Linked DNA regions of Homo sapiens: region 2 is linked to region 1. The links are chromatin contacts, found by Hi-C or POLR2A ChIA-PET in ENCODE. All regions are on one chromosome and are shown on one strand. Each heading gives the region's core, a stretch centred on a gene start or an enhancer-like site at or near the end of the contact. The rest is flanking DNA. Distances are from core to core; before and after follow the strand shown.

Region 1 (4,182 bases), core at 956-3,455:
AAGTGCTAAAGGAATGCTGAGCTGCTCTGGTGGCTGAGGACTCACCAGCGGGTCACCTTCAGCATCACTGGGGGGCATCTGCTTGCTTGTCGATCCCTCCCGAGGCATGGAGTAGCCGTCGAAGCCGACATCCTCAGGCCGTAACTGCAGCAGGGGAGGCCACTCGTGCTGTTGTGGGCTGGCTGCCCATGGATATGTGTCCATCACCCACTTGGCAGGATCCTCCCAGGGGGCGCGCCTTCCATAGAGCTGAAAACAGGCAAAGAAGGAACAGTCTGGAAGTGGCCCAGATCTCTCTCGTAGCCCCAGTTTTGCAGCTTTCTGAAAAACTCCCCAAATCCAGCATCATGCCTTCCCTGATGGAGTAATTCCACTTCTATTCCATGCTCAGGAAGTCATCCAAGATGCAGACAGTTCGAGGTGCTAAGGCTGAAGGCAGCATGACCCAGTGGTCTAGAATACAGGCTTTGGAGTCAGGCTGATCTAGGTTCATGTCTCAGCTCTGCCACTGACTCACCGTGTGACCCTAAACTCTGAGCCTTGATAATCCAATTTGAAAAACTGGCTTTTGGGGAAAAACAATGACCTGATTTGAAGCATTTGCCAACATCCATGGTACAATCCCACCATGACTGACTTCAAACCACTGACATGATGTCACTGGATGTGGAGTTGGAAAAAGGTGCTATCAGCTTTCAAGAGCCAGCTCTAGTACTCCATTTGGTGCATCTACCCAAAGAATACTGCCTACATACCTTGGGTTCTGGGCACCAACACTGCAGGCAGAGGTCACAATGGCCCTGGCTTAATATTTACTTTGATTTTGTATTGAGACAAGGTTTTGCAATGTTGCTCAGGCTGGAGTATAGTGGCATGATCATGCTCCCTGTGGCCTCAATCTCCCGGGCTCAAGTGATGCTCCTGCCTCAGCCTCCCAAGTAGCTGAGACTACTTGTGTGCCACCATGTCTGGCTAATTTTTAAAACATTTTTTTTTAAGAGATGGGATCTCTCTATATTGCCCAGGCTGGTCTTGAACTTCTGGGCTCAAACAATCCTCGTGCCTTGGTCTCCCAAAGGTCTGGGATTATAGGTGTGAGCCACTGTGCTGGGCTGGTCCTGGCTCAATAAAACCCCGTTTCTTGAAATGGGTCTGACTCTTACAGCCCCTATATAGAAGTGCTACTCCTTTTCAAAACAGCAAATTGCTAACAGAGGTTGCACATAGGCAGTGAAATTATGAGGGCTTCTCTCTTGTCATGTATTTCTCAAAATTCCATAATAGCTAATTGGCTCTTAAAACAGTAAACTATATTATCACTTAATTTTATGGTAAGATCAACACCATGCCTCCAAGCTCCTTTTCTTAAGCCTCAATTATCTAATGGTAAAATGATTTTAGTGACCATTACTAGCAATTTCAAGAAATACATACATTCTTTGAAGAACAGAAACCTAGACTGGCCCAACACGAGGCTCTGTATATTACACAGCTAGGTATAGGCTTTATATTTTTCTCCTTTAACACCACCACATCTTCCAGCTGACTTTGTGCCAGGTACCGTGAGAAATGCTTTACGAATACCTTGCTTAACCACCGTGCAACTCCAAGAGGAAGTACTAATATCCGTGATTTACAGATGAGGAAATAGGCCCAGGGAGGAGAGAAGCCAGAATTGGAAACTAAGTATGTTCAATTCCACGGCCCACTAGTTTGGCCCACTTGGTCCATGTGGCAGGACATGCTCACAGCCAGGGCAGTGTCACCTGTAGTTCTGCAGAGAGGACTCTGCAGGGGGCCTTAGAGCACAGAGACTAAAGAGTCCTGTGGGCCACCACGGCTGCAGTGTGTCTCTAGGGTGGCCACGGCTGTCTGTCTGTCTGTCTGCTCTCCCTGCCCTCCCGCGAATCCTGCCGTGGAGAGGGTACAGAGAGCAAGGTGCTGACAACAGTGTGAAGCTGAGCTCTGAACCAACAAAACCACGTCTTTCCAAGGGGAAGGAGCTGGGGCCACCTAGCCCCACCCCCTCATTTACCAGATGGGCCAATCAAGGCCTGAAGAGCAGAGCCCGCTGAGAAAGGCTGTCAGGCAGAGCCCGATTTGAACCTAGAACCTCAGCTTCCTTTGCCAGGCCTTTTTCCTCTCCACCCCTCCTGACTGACACCACCTTGAACAACTCTGAGTCATGTGAGCCACGTGACTCAGCCAGACCCAGAGCAGGGAGACGCGGAGCAGGCTGTTGGCCAGATATCAGTGTGACAGCCTGCTGGGCTCATTGTCCCTGCCAGCAGTGCCCATACTCCCATGACTGTCTGTGCCATCTGGGACCTCTAGCTATGATTTCTGTCAGGGAAGCTGCCCACCCTGCCCCTTCTCAGATGGGCCCATCTCTCTGTATTCGTGGCTATCACCCCCTCTGCTTAAGTCATGCAGCCTCCTATGACTCATTGCCTTCCCAGACACCAGCACTCCTCCCGTCCTGCGCTCTGGCCCAGTCTGTTGCTAAGTCTTCCTTAACCTGGGGCAGGAGTGAGTCTCAGGCCTAGGAGCTCAGTCTGGCATTTGAAAAGCAATTATTGTGTGAGCAGGAAGGAATCGTGTGAGGGGCATGAGTTTGTGTGTATGTGGGCATGTGTCTCAGGGCAGAAGAGAATGCAAAAGTGGGATATTTGGAGCAGAAGAAGGCTGCTCCACATTAGAACCATTTGTGCAATTTTGAGAAGTTTCTCCCTCTGAGGTCTTTCCCTGTGGAAACTGGGCTGCATTTCCCAAGCCAGACCTCACATGAGGCTGAACCAAACCCTCACAGCTACTGCTTCTGTGACAGCTACTGCTTCTGTCTCCACTCTACAGCCTGGATGAGGACATGCTCAGGGCTGCAGAATCACAGAGGCTAGAACTCCTGGAGCTGAACATGTCCTCAGAGATTATCTGGCACCATGGTTTTCAAACATTTGCTCTTCATCTCTGGTCCTCAACTGAGTAGACTGGGGAACTTTTGGGCTTCATAGAAACCAGCCTGAAAAAACACTCTTCTAGTCCAAACTTGTCAATTTATAGATGGAGAACCCAAGGCCAAGAGACGGGAGACCTGTCTGGGGTCTCAGAGCAGGCTGGATAATCCGATAAATGGCCCCACACTGACTCTGCACTGTTCCTGTTCCCTGCAGGCACCAAGCCTGCCCTGGGCACAGAGAAAGGCCTTTTGAGTTACCCTGCAGACTTTAGACACTTTGGCAAGTGTTTCCAATGACAGCTCCAAAGGGAAGCAGGGCTCAGGACTGAGTCATAAGACAAATGCACATTAGGTACATGTTAACATCATCTGCAAGAACAGAAAATATTTTTACAAGCCTCCTCACTTGTCACTGGACATGTTCAAGTCTGGGTGATGAATGGCTGGGTAAGTACTGTGGTAAGCAAAGGAAACATCATAAAGCTCCTCAGCTCCACTGCAGGCCCCGAGGGCAGCAGCAGAGACATCTGGACAGACAGACACAGAGGGGAGGACATTCACTTTCCCTAAGGCAGGAGAAGGAACCTGGCATCCCCACTGGGTCAGGAAAAATGGGAGCAGGACAACAGGGAGCTGAGACATTGAAAACTAAAACCTGGGCCACTGTGAGCCTTCTGACTGTGGGATGCAGGGGGCTCCTGGGAGGGTGTGCACATCACAGAAGGATGCATCGGCTGCACATTCAGGAAGGTCCTCCAAGCAGTTCCACAAGTGCATCTGCACTTACACGCCCTTGCAGTGCTACCTTATGCTCACTAGAGGGCGATATCATGTTTCCTCCTGGCACGGGTGTACCTGTGGGAGGGGCTACCTGGAAGCCATCCTCATCCCCTGATGACAGCAGGTCTCCTTACGTTCCCACCAAATCCATACTACCATGGGCAGCGCTCCATCCCAGCTCCTGGTGCACGGTAGCCCTGTCAGAACCCATTCTAGGGACTCCACCTGTTCTCAGCCTAGAACCTCACTCTGAACTGCAATGTGCTCACTTCATGGCCACTTACCCGGGTTAGGTGAGGGGCAGGTGACCCTAGAGTAGGTGTGGACTCAAAGTAACACAAAGGAGAGTAGGGAATTTTAATTTTTTAAAAATAAAGGAATCCTTTTGTCAAATGAAATCATAGGGAGAACTCCACTCTATAAAATTCAGTATTTGGTTCCCCAAG
Region 2 (4,164 bases), core at 79-2,578, 380 kb after region 1:
GCTCTACGGCTAGCAGCCAATTCTAGGAGAGCAAGAGGACTGCCCCTCCTGGCTGGCACTACAGTTCTTTCATGAGATTGTGTGAGACCGGCCCGCCAAAATGGGGCTGGCATATTAATGTTTGGCAATAAGTTTTTTTTTCCCCTGGTAGGGGCCCCTCAGAAAAGGTTTGCCAGGTGTCCTGCATAACCTAGGGGAGGTGGTTGTGGCTATACTAACTCTAAAGGAAGACCCCACCACTAATGTTTATATTGATGAAATCTGATTAAAATGAGCACCACAGGTAGCCATAATCAACATGTAGAACAGCAGAGTTGGGGGAAGAGATGTCATGAGTTCCTGGGCTTTGGAGGCACCAGACCTGAGTTTAAATCCTGGGTTTGCCTTTTATGAGGTGGATGACACTGGCCAAATTCCCCTCCCTCTCACATATGGAGCAAAATGTGAGCACTTCAGTGCAGGAGCATTGTGGCAGTTTTTTAAAGGCCTCCATGCCTTTCCCTGGGTATTTAATGCTGACAACAGCTTTCATTAGAGCTCAGCATATCCAGTTTTATGAAACATGCAGTAAAGACTTTGTAAGAGTCCTTACCACTGGAAGATAAAGTGTCTTTATCTTCCACTTCAGCAAAGCTCCAGAACCTGGGACTGCCAAGGAGGATCTCATAATCCATGTCCTGTGTCTGGCCCACCAGTCCTGGAGCCCAACAAGAGGGCCTAGAAGGCATACTGACAGTGCGTAGTTCTAGTTTTCTTGAAAGAAAGCTATTTTTAATCCTAGCAGCAGTGGAAACTGCATAAATTAACATAATCTCAGCCTCACATACTACTTTCAGTATTTTTTTGTTTGTAAAAACATGCTTCATGATCAAAAGCCATGCCCAGTTTGTGTCTGGAGCTAGTTGCTATAGAGAGGGTGAGATATAGGGTCACTGCTGCATACTATAAATGGACAGCATGTTTTGAACTGTCACAACCCTCCACGGACCTCACTCTGCCCCTTGAGCTTCCCTGGGGAACAAAGGCTTTTTGAAAAAGATCTTTTTATTCCTGAAAGCTGATACTGGTAGCCAGGCAGGTGCTGGCAGGTCAGGCTGATGTTGCCCCCATACTGGGCAGATGGCAGCACATGGCACCAGGTAGACAGCCCCCAGCATTCTAGCTCCTTCCTCCCCGCAATGTCAGCCTCCCAACCTCCATTTGTTCTTCCCATCCTTGCATGTTATTTTTACCACGGGGAAAAAAAAAGTGATGCTATTTCTCTGCATTTTACCCTGAAACAGTCACACCAGCTCCCTTGAAAAAGCACCCACCAGATGGCTCTGGTCCCTTGGGCTCAGAGAAACTGCAAACCTCCTGGGCTGTCGGCAGGTTATTAAAATTTCATGCATCATGCAGGAGGAATGGTTTCAAACTCCTTGGTTCAGAATGGAGTTCAAGTTGTGGCTCTGATTTAGCTATATAATTCTTAGCAAGTGACTTGCTCTAAGCAAGGCCTTGCTGTGCCTGCATTTCATCCCATGTAAAACAGGGTGAATAATAGTGCTGATTTCACAGAAAGATTGGGAGGATTAATGAATCCAGTGCCTGGAACATAGTAGGTGCTCTGTAAGTATCAGTTGGAACTACTATTACCTCTGATATAGATCTTTGGGGGCTGAAAAGGAATTGTACAAAGGCCCTGCCTAGGATGCCAAGGGAAGAAAGCTGCTCGCAGGGAAATGCAGACTCTCTAGTACCACCCATTTTTCTGGCAGAGAGAGCCAGGGAGCGTGAGCAGGGGCCCGTGCTAAGCTCACTGCCATCCTGCAACTGGGAACACCTAGCTGCCTGGTCCCAGGCTTCACCCAAAGCCCATGGAGAAGCTTTATGTCTTCTGGAGTTGTTCACAGTGGGCCTGGCACGACAACTGCAGCTTATATTTAGTGAGTACCTACTATGTGATATGTCCTGGGCTCAGCACCTTACAGACCTTCTCTGATTTACTCCTCTCAACACTATTATCCTCATTTACAAATGAGAAAACTAAGAGTCGAGAAATGAAATGACTTGTTTAAGGTCACACAGCAAACAAATCTGAGGCTTGGCTCCAACTCTAGCTTGGCTGTCTGGAGAGTCCATGCTTGTAATAACTACATGCTACCTAGGTGGGCTGGAGGGCCCAGGGCTGCTTTTCACTGCCAGCCTGAGTGGAGGCTCATAGGCTTGACCCAGCCCTCCATGGCATACTTGGCTAAGAGAATGTGTTTCATGACTTTTTTGGGAATCTGGGTCTAGAAACTTGGAGTCCAGGCACTGCTGGTGTGAAGCCTAAGTTGAGACCCCAGCCCTTTCCATTGTATGTCTGTTGGGAGTTAGGGGAGGGATGCATGAACTTTTCCCATCCCTTCCTAACCCCAGGATCACTCACATCCCCACCTTCATTAGCCAAGTTTCTAAAAGTCTCTGTTAAAATGCCAATGTATGACCTGGAAGGAGGGAGATCTTAATCCAGTGTTGGCAACGAATGCTTGAGCATGAACTGCTTTACATCAGATTGAGGGTGAATAGGAAGGAAGGGGAAGCGGTTGTAGGAAAAGAGACCCTGGGTGGTTATGTTTAGGATAGCACACCCTGAAGGAAGGAATTGGCTGGCACAGGCCTTCTCAAAACTAACCCATCCAGTGTCCCTTCACTTAAGCAATTCCCCTTGCACTGAAGCTGATGACCTCACTCATGTTAAGATGTCTATGTCTGGCAATGGGTCATCATATTCATCCTCTCAAATATCACATTTCCATTTTAATAAAGGCATTTAGTAAATTGAAAGCTTGTCTTTCCTAGTCAGGTCATAACTTCACCAATAACTACCACCAGGAAGTTGGCTCCTATAAAAGATCAATAGGTTACCTTGAATTCATTGTAGACTCTCCTATTCCTTTATCCCTTTCTCGACATGGTCACCAGATTCTGCCCTAGTTCTTCCTTCAATGGCTCTTACATCTGCTTGTTATTCTCCAGCCTCAAAGTCCACCACTATTTCAGACCCTTATGCCTCTCTATGCCTCCATTTCCTCAACTAAAAATGGGGCTAATTACAGTACCTTTCCTATAAGATTGTTGTGAGCATTAAACAAGTTCATGCTTGTAAAATTCTTAGACTAGTATCTGGCAAATATTAAGCATTCAATACACGTTAACCATCACCATCACTATCACTATCACAACTACCACCATCAGCCTCCCATTACCATCATCAGTAGCAGTACCAGGATTACCAACAGTCTCCAGGTAGGCCTCCAGTCTTCATCCTTTTCCATGTCCTGATATGAATCTCTTATACACTATTTTCAGCCCGCCTTCCCCTACTTGGAATCCCATGATAGCTTTCTGTCCTTGAAAAACCCTCTTTCCTCTCCCCATATATCTAAATCCTTTCTCTCCTTTAAGTAAATGTGAAATCAGAAACCAGCTCCTACCCCATTTCCCCTGGAAGTCTCAGTCCCATGTTATCAAGTCAGGAACTAACGGTGCAGGTGCCTTAAAACCCGTTGTGCGGTAAGTGAAGCATCTTGGGTTCTTAGCAGAACCTGAAGGCAAGCACATGCCTTCCACTGTTTCGGTCTCCCGTAAAGCACATAGACCTAGGCACATGGGTGATAGTAAGGTATGGACTCCAGAACTGAACAGACTTGAGCTCAAAACCTGGAGCTATCATTTACCAGCCATGTGACCTAGATCAAATCAGTCAACTTCTCTATCTCATCTTACTCATTTGAAAAATGGGTCTAAGACATAAACACAGAGTGATAGAGACAACTGAACTTGATGTGAAAGAAGCTCCAACACAGAGCTGAGCACACAGCAAATGCTCAGCCAGGTCTAGCTCCCTTCCCTGACCTTCAACCATCAAGGGTTGTTGATGATTATTCTATTAGAAACAAAAGATCGCCTAATGGAGCAGTTTAATCCACCTGCTTCTGTTCCCATTGGAGGGGGAAATGATTGGCTAAAGTTTGCCTTCTCCAGTGAGAGGCTCACCCCCAGCCGCTCCCTAGAAATACCACATTTTCAAAGCTGCTTTTGTGTTCAAGACAATAAAACTAGCATCCATGCCAACTGCATAATTGTGCAGGCATTGATTAACACAAAGGAATAAGATAATAAAAATGAGGCCCATATCTC

What was found. A loop is a pair of places that touch in the nucleus more often than their neighbours do. ChIA-PET counts read pairs that join two places held with the same protein, here RNA polymerase II (POLR2A). Pooled maps may share reads with other maps.
Region 2: a pooled map shows a loop between it and region 1 (2.8-fold over the local background). The contact joins two enhancer-like sites. A Hi-C loop is called at or near these places in 4 of 168 maps with a recorded cell type or tissue (IMR-90, PC-9, aorta and 1 more) and 7 of 50 pooled maps. POLR2A ChIA-PET finds 5 or more read pairs at or near these places in 1 of 52 experiments (Panc1).

The regions. Positions count from the first base shown.
Region 1 is chr11:20,110,659-20,114,840 of GRCh38, reverse strand. NAV2 (neuron navigator 2) reads right to left here. Exons shown (of 38, transcript NM_145117.5): 37 at 46-249. Among named protein-coding and RNA genes, the nearest start is that of DBX1, 48 kb to the left of the region's middle. RefSeq lists enhancers at 1-162, 163-664, 1,469-2,368, 2,369-3,268. Within about 2 kb of position 2,205, at least 30 of the 41 ENCODE cell types and tissues checked have a DNase peak (open chromatin) inside an H3K27ac peak, as active enhancers do.
Region 2 is chr11:19,732,900-19,737,063 of GRCh38, reverse strand. All of the region lies in intron 1 of NAV2 (neuron navigator 2), which reads right to left. Among named protein-coding and RNA genes, the nearest start is that of LEISA1, 20 kb to the right of the region's middle. Within about 2 kb of position 1,328, at least 3 of the 41 ENCODE cell types and tissues checked have a DNase peak (open chromatin) inside an H3K27ac peak, as active enhancers do.